3 separate regions of the Homo sapiens genome follow, and regions 2 and 3 are each linked to region 1. A link is an interaction called in ENCODE POLR2A ChIA-PET data of the cell type or tissue named here. Cell type or tissue: GM12878. All regions are shown on one strand.

Region 1 (4,000 bases):
GTGTGTGCTGCTCTTGGGCCCCAGTGGTGGGTTTGTGATTCTGGTTCTGCTGCAGGACAGTGACACTCACCAAGCTGTGTTGGGTGTAGTTGTCTCAGGGAGGTGCCTGCTTTCAAACCAAAGTTCCTTTGATGGGGAGGACTGACCCCAGGAAGACTGATTGCGTATCAATATTACTCTAACCCATGGCCCTCTTTCATAACATGCACACTCCTGGAAAGGATATCATTAAATCTGGCATTGGTGCATGGCCAGGCTCACATAGGGTTGCTCAAGAAATGTTGCTGTAAAGGAGGCCGGGTGCGGTGGCTCATGCCTGTAATCCCAGCACTTTGGGAGGTTGAAGTGGGTGGATCATTTGAGGTCAGGAGTTCAAGACCAGCCTGGCCAATATGGTGAAACCCCATCTCTACTAAAAATATAAAAATTAGCTGGGCATGGTGGCACACGCCTGTAATCCCAGCTATTTGGGAGGCTGAGGCAAGAGAATCGCTTGAACCTGGGAAGCAGAGGTTACAGTCAACCGAGATCACAACACTGCACTCCAACCTGGGCAACAGAGTGAGATTCCATCTTAAAAAAAACAAAAAAGAATTGTTTCTGTAAAGGAAACTACCTATAGGAAGCTGCGTGACCTTGGCCAGGCCTCTTCACCTCTCTGGGCCCTTTTTAATGTGGATTAGAGGTGGTCCTTATTTTGGTTTGCTCCATACTGGGCAGCCAGAACCATCTAGAACACCAGCCAGGACTTGCTCCCCAAGGGTGCTCCTCTGTTGCGGTGCCTGCCTCTCTGCCCAATCTCTCTCCACACAGTGGAGGCTCTGAGTCTTTCCTACTTTGAGCCCTCATCTCCACCAGCATCTATGCGTAGCTCTGCTGTCTCAGGCGCCTCTCAAGAAGTTTCAGGCAGCAGAGTTGGTGGAAGCTGAAAAGTCATTTGAATTAGTTTGCCTGGGTCTATTGCTCAGGAGCCTGGGCACATCTCTTAACCTTTCTGGGGCTGAGGACACCAGCATTCAGGGTTGTGTGTGAGGTGCTTAGTATGATTATTACTCATGTTTGTTATTAGGCTCTGTCCTGCTTCCCCCAGGCTGTGGCCGGGAAGACAGAACAGCCATTTACACAGTAAGCTGCCCAATGACCCTGCCTTTCCCATTCCCAGTCTGCTTTTAAAAAATATGGGTGTCTAGACCCCAACCCTCAAAGATTCAGATCAGTTCATCTTAGGTGAAGTTTTAACAGGAAGATGTATATAGATGTATATATTTTACAAGCTCTTCAGGTGATTGATTAGTTTAAGAACCATTGATTGAGACCCATGGCAACTGGGCGGGCAGGTACCTTGTGCTCATGGGGCCTGCCCAGCCAGACACAGCCTTTTTCAGGAGCAAATCCCCCTATCTCCCTTTTGGGACACAGCAGACTGTCTGAGATCATCTGATGACCTCTACATACTCTTTTCTGGGACTAAGCTGCCTTTCTGGATCAGTTAGAAGGCAACTGGAACATCTCTGAAAGGTTCTGGATCTCTGTGCACATACAGTAAGGGGACAGAGCTCATTCTGTGACAGTCTTACCAATGCACCACAATGTAGCAGTCTCTCGTTGTAAGGCATCACCCGGAGTTCTTCGTTTCATGACCAAAAAAATTAAGGAGTGTGGACAAAGGGTGAGGTTAGAACGAAAGTTTAATAAGCAAAAGAAGAAAGTCCTCTGCCACAGAGGGGACCCGAAAGAGGGTTGCCTTTTTACAGTTGAATTCAAAAGCTTTTATAAGAAACTCCCCTCATCTCTGTAGCTGTTTGTGTAATTCCCCTTATCTGTGCAGCTGCGGGCATGTCCTTAGGCAAGCACAAAGCACAGCTTCTCTTGTTCGGGTTACTGTGGTTATGTTTTGGGTAGGTCCCCCACCTCCCTGTGCAAGTTCCCATGGAGCCCACTGTGTACATGCCCGAAAAGAGGAGGAAACCTTTCTGTGGGAGCCCACTGATTACACCAAGAACAAAGGCTGCTATGTTGGGCCTTACTTGCTTGTCTGTGCAGCTGCAGCCTGAGTTTTCCCCAGGCTGCTCTATTTGTGCCTGTAGCTTGATTTTTCAGGCTGTCTTTCATTTTGAAAGAATTTTACCAAAGACAAGCTTTAGCTGTCTGCCCAACTAGTTTTTCCTTTTCTCCTCCCTCAACTGGATCATAACTTATGACTCTGAGGCTGAGTCCTGGGATAGTTGGATGTAGAGGGGGCATTATCTGGATTTGAACCCAGTAATTCTTAGCTGTCTGATATTACATAAGTTACTTAGCCTTCCTGAACCTCACTTTCACCATCTATAGGACAATATGTGCTTTGCAATAATAACATTAGATTTCTAGAAACACACACACATGCATAACACCAGGAACAAATTTTCCTATAACTTATTTTATTGATTTCTTTTACATATATGAAATAGAAAAATGATATTCCAAAGAATTATACCTCTCAATTTTTTTTAGGAAAAATGTTTAAAAAATAAAAAAAAAAGAATTCAAATTGTGCAAGTAAAACAAAAGGTAAATTGGAGCTCTGCTTTAAAGTAAATTTCAATAGAAGATTGTTGTTGTTTTCTTTAAGTAAGAAGCTGAAATTGCGGAGTGAGTTTTGATGTGGCAGTGTGTATGCTGTCTTGGTTATCCAGCTGTTTTGACTCGGTTTTGATGGCAACATATACTGACCATGAAACTCAGAGGTAAGTAATTTCACCATTTTGAAGACACCCACAGCTCTTGACATTTTCAAAGGGTGGTTCCCAAAATAGGAGTTCTTTTGAGATGGCATTGGTATATTCCAGGGTGATGGATGCCAGAGATTGGCTGGGTGGCTTGATCTGGGTTGCAGACAGTTAAAAGTTAAAGAAAAGTAGGGTAGCTTCTACTTCCTTCATGACCTGGTCCAGGATATTAACAGACATGCCAGTGGACCTGGGTGCTTGATGTTACTTAACACAGGTATCATTTCCACTTTTTCCCTCTGCTCCAAGCCACAGGGAAACTCAGCCATTTCCAGGGCCCTTGGTTTCAGGAAGGTCTCTGCAGTTGCATGGAGCCTGCTTTGCCTGGCATTCTGCAGGATTCTTTAGTACAAGGATTTTGACTGGGTCAAATCAGAGATTTGGGCAAATTCCTGCATTTTAAAATAGTCTTCTCCTAAAACCCTTTCATTCTATGTGATGGACAGATAAGAGATACAGGGCTCCTGTATCAGAAATTTTATTTGACTTTTGGAGTAGAGTGACCTGAAGAACAAATTGCAGTTTTATTTTTCTCATTACAGCAAGTCAGGAGGAGGCAGCCTGGGCCTGGTGGGGCACTTCTCTGATGTCAACAGGGTCTGCCCACCCTGCCATCTTTAGTGTGGCTTCCTGCATCGCCGATCGACCAAGTGGCAGACCTGAGGGCAAAAGGAAGCCTGATATTGGAGTCAGCCCCCTTTGGAAGAACTTTCCCTACAGCCCACCTAGTAACTTCTGATGATACCTCCTTGGCCTGATTTAATTCAGTGCACCAAAAATATTATCATTTCAACACAAAACCAATGCAAACAAAGAATATGCCCCTAAATGAAATGGTGGGATCTAGTTTAATTTTTATCAAGAGACCTTCCTGAAGCCAAGGGCCCTGGAAATGGCTGAGTTTCCCTGTGGCTTGGAGCAGAGGGAAAAAGTGGAAATGATACCTGTGTTAAGTAACATCAAGCACCCAGGTCCACTGGCATGTCTGTTAATAAAAAAATTTTTTAATGTTTTCATTCATGTATCGTTTCAACTGAATCACATGTACCCTAAAACTTAAAGTATAATAAAAATAAATAAATAAAATAAAATAACAAAAAAATGTTTTCACAAAGACAGTTTTCAAAGTAACAAAGGACATTGAGAAAAAAAATCCTTTGGTTGTTCCAAGTGTACAGAACATCAGATAAAAATAACATCAATTTTCCACAGAGAAACCAAATATGTCATTT
Region 2 (4,000 bases), 58 kb after region 1:
ATCACATGCCTAAAACATTATCTAATTACCCAGTAATCACTAGTTGTTATTATTAATGGCATCTTTCAGAAATTTCAGCGTGCCTGAAGTGGGGAGGGGTCTTAGTTCAGGTGAAGTCCTCTAGATTCTTGCCTCTCAAAGAGAGCAAGGAGCTGCATCCACATCACCTGGGAGCTTGCTAAAAATTCAGAATCCTGGGCCCCACTTCAATCCTGCTGAATCAGAATCTGCATTGTAATGAGATCCCTGTGTGATTAATATGCTCATTAAAGTTTAGGAAGTACTTCTTTGCTCTTTGTAAGTGCCAGATTTTTTTTTTTTTTTTTAAGAAAGGAAGGTTGTTCAGTTGTTCAGAAAACATGTCAAGACCTGCTTTCATATTGACATTTGCACATTTAGCATGCTTGAGGATTTTGTTTGTGTTACAACACGTTTTGAGACTTACACTTTCATTGGCTGCAGAAAGTCACTGTAGGACGAGGGGGATAATGTACACTTCTATGTGCCGCATTAGTGGTCTCATCATGCTGTGCATTACTGGTCTTTAATCATGTTTGTCTGAAAAGATTGGTTAAGTAAAAGGAATGGTTTAATTTATGCTTCTAGGATCACCCCGACTTGGAGGGGGAGGGTAATCTTATCCAGTTATTAATAGGGGAGGTCTAGTTCTTATGGGAAGAAATGCTCAAGATAACCCAGATTTGGCATGAAAGATGGTGGCAAGTCAACAGCCTACTCTGAATGTGTTTCATTTTTCTTGGAAGCTACATCTGCATAGGGAGATAATTTTATTTTCTTATGGCACTTTCCTCTGCAGTGGATACCATACTCTTTTTAAAAATGCTAATGTGATTTAAAATGTGATGTTACATTCTATACGATTCCTCGTTTTCATTTTCTTTTTTGCTCATCTAATAGATCTTCTCTGGCAGTTGGCTGTTCTGAGTGCCCTCCCATGTTCACCGTGCCTCATGCTTACCAGCTCTCACTGTTTCATGCCCAGGGCCAGTTACCCTGTGGGCCATACAGCATCTCTCATGTGGTTTGCAGGATGCCCCACACTTGTTTGAACTTTTCCAGGTCACGGGTGTGAAGGCAAGAAGTAGTGTGTCTGGCTTGGAGACTCTATGCCAGAGTTGGGCAATAGGATATTCCCCCCACACCTCCATCGCCTTGGTTGTCTCAGCAGGGGAGAACATGCTTCGTGTGGAAATGAATATGGCTTACAGTAGGAAGGTCAAATATGTTTGCAGCCCTGAGATAATGAAGCTCATCACAATGAACCTGTGGACATTAATCCATGATTTCTTATTGTAGAGAATTTCACTGTATCCCCAAAGCACTCTGGCTATGGATCAGAGGTTGTATGCTTTACTACTGTGAATCTCCCATTGTAAAATGTCCGTTTATTTTGGAGGATTTTGGTGAGGGTTACCAAAAGTTTTAGTTCTTAAATCTCCCATTTTGGTGTCTTCTTTTCTTCTGCTTTTGTTGCCTATAAATGTATAGCACATTGCAGGATAGTAGACTGAGGTCCCGGTAAGAATTTCAGGTTTGATGTAACTAGTGAATCATGAGTCAAGATGCCTTGATTAGGGAAGATGATGGCAGCTAACAAGGATGAAGTCTGTAATTATATCCTATGATCAGATAATGCAGAGGGGTTCATATCTTCTGTGTACCTGTGCGTGGATGCAGATGGTGAAACAGATAGTGACTGCAGCTGGTACTGGAGCTGTAGGAGAAAGTTCTTCATTTTCTGAGCATCCCAGGACAATCTCTGAATTGCCTGTTGGCTTTGCTTTTGATATGAAGTGTGGGTAATGTTTCATGTGGAAACCAGGCCATGACTTGTTGTGGGGACCATTTATAATTGGGATGAAGCCTGAAAAATGAGTTGGAGTGAAGGAATTTGACAGAAATGAAATGACTTGAGGATAGAGACAAAAATATCCTCAATGTGATAGTTTTGTCTGTTGGTTTGCATGTCATTATTTCTCCACTTCCCTCCACTTGCTTTTTCTGCAATAGGCGCAGTGCATGCTATGAATTAAAGGAGGAAGAGGAAAGTAATGAGAACAGGCCTGCTTTTTTTTTCTTCTGAAACATCCAGACTCTGAAATTATTAGCTCCATCCAAAATTACTTATCTCTTTATAGCACTGCTGTACAAAATGTAGGTGTTTTTCCCCCTCAAATTCTGCTGCTTTCCCCCTTCTTTATAGGAACATCTGGTTTCTTTCAATCTTCATATTCTTAGTGAAAATAAAACTGAGTGAAGCTTTGCTAAGCTCTCAGAACTCTTGCAAACCCTTGACTCCATGTGTTTGATGAGCAGGTCAGCCACCTCCCTTACGTCATGCACAGGGCTGCCTGGAAAGCTACAGCTCACCAAACACCAAAGCCCAGATGTGCAATCCAGTCCATCAATGGTGACTCTGCTGATCTTATTTTGCTTATCACTGACCACAAAGACATAAAAGAGGAAACCTAAATGCAACTCTAATTAATATCCATTTATTCAGAGAGAGAGAGAGACCAGGTCTTTACTTTCTCTTTCTGCCCGTCTTTTCATCTTTCTATATTTCTCCCTCTCTCATTTTTAGGTTCAGCCTTTGTGAATAATTCATTATATGTGTGGGTTTTTCCTAGGATTTTCAGAAAAGGAAGGTTATTTGTCTTCCTCTTGGGTAGGATTATTAAGGTCTCTCACAGAGGACCAACTTCAGGAATCTACTTTTTCTCTAAGACCTTTGTTTTCTGCAGTGGGACTGTCACACAACAGAAAGGAAGCTGGGGAGAAATCTTGTAACCTGCTTTTTCTTGTCATTTTTATGATGACTGCCTCCTACCCAGCCCTGTTACATTTGAGTGCCCCCAAAATATGCAACTACTAGCCTTTTCTACTCAGAGACTGTGGTTAAGTGGAAGGTACGTGTCACTCTGAATCCTCTCATCATCTTGGGTTTTCACACTGATAAATGCTGAACGACTAGGCTAAGGAACAGTCCTCTGTAACCATTTCTTTTCAAATTCCAGTGTGAATTTTTACAGGAATTACAGGGAGCAGGGGTAGTTATGGGGACCAGGCATGGAAATTAGTGTCTAACACTCCGCCACCACTACCACCACCACGATGTGGCTTCTAAAGCAGTCCCTTCCACAGAGGGATAGAAACATGAGGGGCTTGGATCAATGTTACTTTTCCCAAGCCTTCTAAACATGCACAGAGAGGATGCACGTGTGGGTTCACCCATCAGTCATGTTTCCAGCATCAATCTTAATTAAGGACAGAAGGTATAGCACAAAGTTTTTAGACTCCCCCAACCTCGTGGTTTCTTAGTGTTAAGGTTATTGCAGAGAGATGTTTATGGTGTATCTTTGCTCACTGAGCACCCCAAATATGTTTCCTTATAAAGCTTGACGAGCCCCAGTGTCCTCATCTCTGGAAAGCAGGGAGCAGCTAGAAGATGTGTTCTTATAAGGTGAAGATGGGCCAGATTAAGGGGAACAGCAATGAATGACTTTAAAATGTGTCGGTTATCCAAGAGATCCTCCCTGCCACCTCCCAGAGCAGTGGGTACTTCTTAGGAGCTTCCTTTATTGTATCTTGAGCTCCAAATTTGTAGGACTAGATAGTTCCACCCTTAATCCTCTTACTTATTAAAAAAAAAAAAAGGAGCCTCAAATAGACCCATTTGTAAAGCAGTAGTTAATCCCAGAAGCAGGTGGGTGGGGCTTGGGAATGCTATGCCCAGCTAGGCTCCAGCCACGCTCCAGCCACGTGAGGCTTCAGAGAGAGGCCCTGCCTGGCACCTGTGCCAAGCATGTTTTTTTTTTTTTTTTTTGCCTGTGGGTGGTTGATTTGAATCACTGTTGCAACTCTGCATAATCTTGAGGCTATATTTTTGTGTGTGTGCTGCATTTTGTCTTTTGCTGCATTTTTGCTGCATTTGGGCTGCATCGGTTCTCTTCATCTCTGGAGAATTTGGAAAGCCTCC
Region 3 (4,000 bases), 330 kb before region 1:
GAATGCATTTTGAAAGGCGCTCCTAGCCTGCACTGCAGAGAGCAGCTGTAAAGATGCGGTGTGGGGGCGATTCTGGTGCGTGGGCTGGCCCAGCTGTCTGCTTCCCAACCTTTCAGTCACCTCAGCATCAGGCATCTGGCTGCCTAACATGGAGCTGGCAGCTTGCTAAGGCTCCTGAATGCCCTCAGGAGATGAAGCGGGGAGTCTCTTACTTTACCAGGCAGAAAAGACTAAATGAGGTCCAGAGAGTGAGCAGCAGGTCATCATGAATGGTCAAGTGAGGACCCAAGCAGAGGCAGTGTTAGAATCAGCCCTGGACTGATTCCTTGAGACCTCTCTGGGCAAAGGGCTGTGGTCTTGACTCTGAACATGTGACTCACGATTTGAAAAGTCATTCATCTTTGTTGGTTTCTATTTACAGTTTTAAAATAAAGTATCCACTTGCCTCACAATTGTGATTAGAAGATAAATTAGTGTTTGTAAAGCAAAGCTAAAAGATATAAACAACTCACTCCTGGATCCCATCAATTAAGCATTGACAGGAACACCCAGAAGAAACTCATGAATAGGGAATACAAAGATGCAGACAACAGGACCCTGGCCCTCACGACCATTACATTCCAGTTAAGACGCAAAACAACATAGAACCCCCCCAAAACTTGATAGTATGTTAAGTGTCGGCTAGTCGCTTGCTTCTTAAAGTATGGTCCAGGGACCATGGGTATCATCTGGGAGCTTATGAAAAATGGAGAGTATCTCAGGCCCCACTTCAGACCTACTGAATCTACAGTTTAACAAGATCCCCAGGTGATCAATATGCACATTAAAGTTTAAAGAGCAGATATTTCCACTGATCTCAGAATCAAGCATGAATTTCTCAGCTTTAGGTCACTCAAGGTCCAGCTGTGTCTTGTTATTTCTTCTCTCACATGCTGCCTCCAGCCATACGAACTATCTGCAGTTTAGGTAACTTATTTGCAGGCTTCTGGGCCTCTTCACGTGCTGCTTCCTAGAGAGGCATGGTCAAGTTTACAGCTTAACTGTGAGAATAAAGAAACTACAGGGAAGGAAAAAGAGCAGAAAGCTAAGACCTAGTGATGAGGAAGCCTAGAGGTAGGGGCTAGAATAGGAAGAGGGCTCTGTTAAAAGGAACAGTTTGCAGAGAGGTAGGAGTAGAGTCTGGCTGCTGTGAAGGGAGATGGGGCAAAGAAAATGTCCTTGAACTAAGACTGCCATTAGTGAATTATTATTATTATTTGAGACAGGGTCTTGCTGTGTCTCCCAGGCTACAGTGCAGTGGAACGATCACAGCTCACTGCAGCCTCAGCCTCCCAAAGTAGTTGGGACTACAGGAGCGCACCACCATGCCAACTAATGTTTATATTTTTTGTAGAGATGAAGTGTCGCCATGTTGCCCAGGTTGGTCTTGAACTCCTGACCTCAAAAGATCTTCCTGCCCTCAGACTTTCAAACTACTGGGATTACAGGTGTGAGCCACTGTGCCCAGCCACATTTTTTTTCTTTTAGAGACAGGGTCTTTGTTGCCCAGGCTGGAGTGCAGTGGTGCAATCATAGCTTACTGCAGCCTTGAACTCCTTGGACAAAGTGATCCTCCTGCCTCAGCCTCCCGAGTAGCTGGCACTACATGCACACGCCTCTATGCTCAGCTAAGTTTTAACTAGTGAATTTTGACAGAGGTTCTGTAGAAGATGGTAGAGAAAACTAGATTATAAGTGAGTGGAAAGATGTGGGGGCCCTGGCTGTAGCTCCTTCCCCAAGAAATTTGGCATAAAGGCAAAAAAGAACCAGGTGGCAGCTAGAAAGGATCTGGGGTCAATTGAAAGGGCCTGCACATGTCTTAAGGCAGAACCATTGGGTGCAGAAAACAGCTAGAGTGACGGTGAATGGGATTTGAATACATAAACTCCTAAATATGAGTCTCTTATCAGGAGGAATAAACCCTTTCTTTTTCTTCTCCGGTCAAATAAAAGGAGACAAGAGACACTAATAAATCACTCCAGGGACCTTGTTAGTATCAGCAGTCTGCATTCCCCTCCTCAATCCCAGCTCACGAAGAACCTTGCAGCTGAAACTCCAGCATACCAGTTGGCAAGGTAACAAACTGCTAAGGGATCCTGGAGAATAAAAGGATCACTCCTGAAACCCTAGTGCTGCCAGCTACTAATCTAAAGATAGAGATTTCTGATGCTTCATCCCCTTTATAGATTAGGAGTTTAAAACATATTGGAATGGAAACATGTGCTATGAGGAAAGCAGGATTTGTCATTCTTGCCAGCAGAAAACACACATGCACACACGTGCACACGCGCACTTGTAGTCTGTTCTCATTTGGAAAGCCAGTTATGAATGAGCATGGTTTCCTGGGTAAAAATTTTCTCTTCCTTCCCTCCCCACCAAGTCTGACCTCATCTGTCATTTTCAGTGTTATGGAGGATTAGTCTGAGACTGAAAACAGGTTGAGACATGTCCAAAAAAGAGGCTCCGGATACCGAGAGAGGAGGGAGAGAAGCCAAGCAGTTTGAGGTCTCTTAAGGCAACTGACAAGAAGATCAAGAGAAGAATGTTAAGAGTAAGAGAGGAGAGTGGAGTGGACGGATAGGGAAGGCAAGAGAGACAGATGTCTGTGATGATTTAACGAGAAACACGAGATTAAAATAAATTCAGAGTCAGAAAACAGGAAGAATGTGAGGAGAAAAAGGTAATGGACTGAGAACTGCAGTGTATTTGATAAAACATAGCCCCGTTCAGATGGAAAAACAGCATCATCCCCCAGCAAACTCCTCTGGAACGTGGGGGTGGGGGGAATGCAAAAGAATTAATAGCTCCACTTGGTAGTGGGATCCTTTCATGCTAAAGGTGTGAAAGTGATTTACAAACCGGCATCATTACTGGACCTTTGTCACAGTTTGCTGAAAAGATAAGGTGAGGCTCTAACTTGTTAGTCTTTGCATGCCTAGACCACCCAGAGACAAAACTCAACCCAGGGCTCAAAATTCCTCCAGTCTGTTTGCTCTCTGTCCTAATTAGTGAAGCTATTTCTAAAAACAAACAGATATCTCGTCTCACAGATTCCCTCGCCCCACTGCTATCTGCATTTAGTGCCTTCTCCTGACTTGTCTGATTCTTCCACTCGCATTTCTTCTCAGGTACCAGGGTTGCAAATCTTGGCCTTACCCCCTACCTCCACCCCCCATCCCCCATACCTCTTACCAACACATCTAAACACTCGTTAAGCTCACAGCATTATCTTCACAATGTAGTTCACTTCTATTCCTGCTTTCTAGTTCCCACTGATACCATCTTCGTTCTTCAAACACTTCTTAGTCTGTTCTCCATTTCGCGTCAAAGCCCCCCTCACCCCCACCCCAGCCCTACCTTATAACTAATGGATTACTCATCTGACAGTACAGTTTTGGTGATGTTATCAGTCTCTGACTCAAAAGCCTCTAATAACTTCCCATATTCTCTATGAACTCCTCTGCCTGCCAGTCAGCCTTTCATTTAGCCATCATTTATTGTCTACTTTGTGTCAGGCACTGGGTACAAAGATGAGTAAGGAAGTTGATATCTAGAGGGAAGAGGGATGAAAAATGGATCATTACAATCCAGGGTTAATACTACTGTGATATAGGAATACTGATGAGGAATACTTAACCCAGACAGAGTGTGAGGGAAGGGTTCCTGCGAAGAGGAGGTTATTTCTGCGCTGAGTCGCAAATGGCAAATTGGACTTAGCCAAGTAGGGAATAAGGGGGAAATCATTCCAGGCAGATAGAGCTGCATGTGCAAAGGCCCTGAGGCCTTGAGAGCTGGTAGGAGCTGAACATCACAAATGCTTCCTTCCTTCTGTTTGGAGCACGGGTGTGAAGAATGGCCCTGAGGATTAAGAGGGGTCAGATTGCAAAACACTGGGCATGCCATGGAAGGGGGTTTGGTTTCACCTTAAAAGATGTGAGGGAGCCAAGGAAGGCTTTTAAGT

What was found. Peaks named below come from ENCODE experiments on the same cell type or tissue, not always from the same donor. Only the 100,000 strongest peaks of a DNase experiment are listed, where the experiment ranks them.
Region 2: POLR2A ChIA-PET joins it to region 1 with 6 read pairs; 1 of 35 experiments calls an interaction of 5 or more read pairs at or near these places.
Region 3: POLR2A ChIA-PET joins it to region 1 with 6 read pairs; 1 of 35 experiments calls an interaction of 5 or more read pairs at or near these places.

The regions. Positions count from the first base shown.
Region 1 is chr1:181,428,606-181,432,605 of GRCh38, forward strand. LOC107985232 (a long non-coding RNA gene) reads left to right here. Exons shown (of 3, transcript XR_001738319.2): 2 at 2,612-2,726; 3 at 3,311-3,784. It also overlaps a transcript of CACNA1E not described here. Among named protein-coding and RNA genes, the nearest start is that of CACNA1E, 53 kb to the right of the region's middle. RefSeq lists an enhancer at 1,697-1,976. In GM12878, no CTCF peak of the experiment used is centred here; a DNase peak (open chromatin) is centred at 1,826; H3K27ac peaks cover 3,480 bases.
Region 2 is chr1:181,486,715-181,490,714 of GRCh38, forward strand. The region is part of intron 1 of CACNA1E (calcium voltage-gated channel subunit alpha1 E); the gene reads left to right. Among named protein-coding and RNA genes, the nearest start is that of CACNA1E, 5.2 kb to the left of the region's middle. In GM12878, no CTCF peak of the experiment used is centred here; no DNase peak of the experiment used is centred here; H3K4me3 peaks cover 2,354 bases.
Region 3 is chr1:181,097,288-181,101,287 of GRCh38, forward strand. No RefSeq gene overlaps it. Among named protein-coding and RNA genes, the nearest start is that of IER5, 11 kb to the left of the region's middle. RefSeq lists enhancers at 1-62, 2,396-2,595. In GM12878, no CTCF peak of the experiment used is centred here; a DNase peak (open chromatin) is centred at 2,414; H3K4me3 peaks cover 1,602 bases; H3K27ac peaks cover 2,407 bases.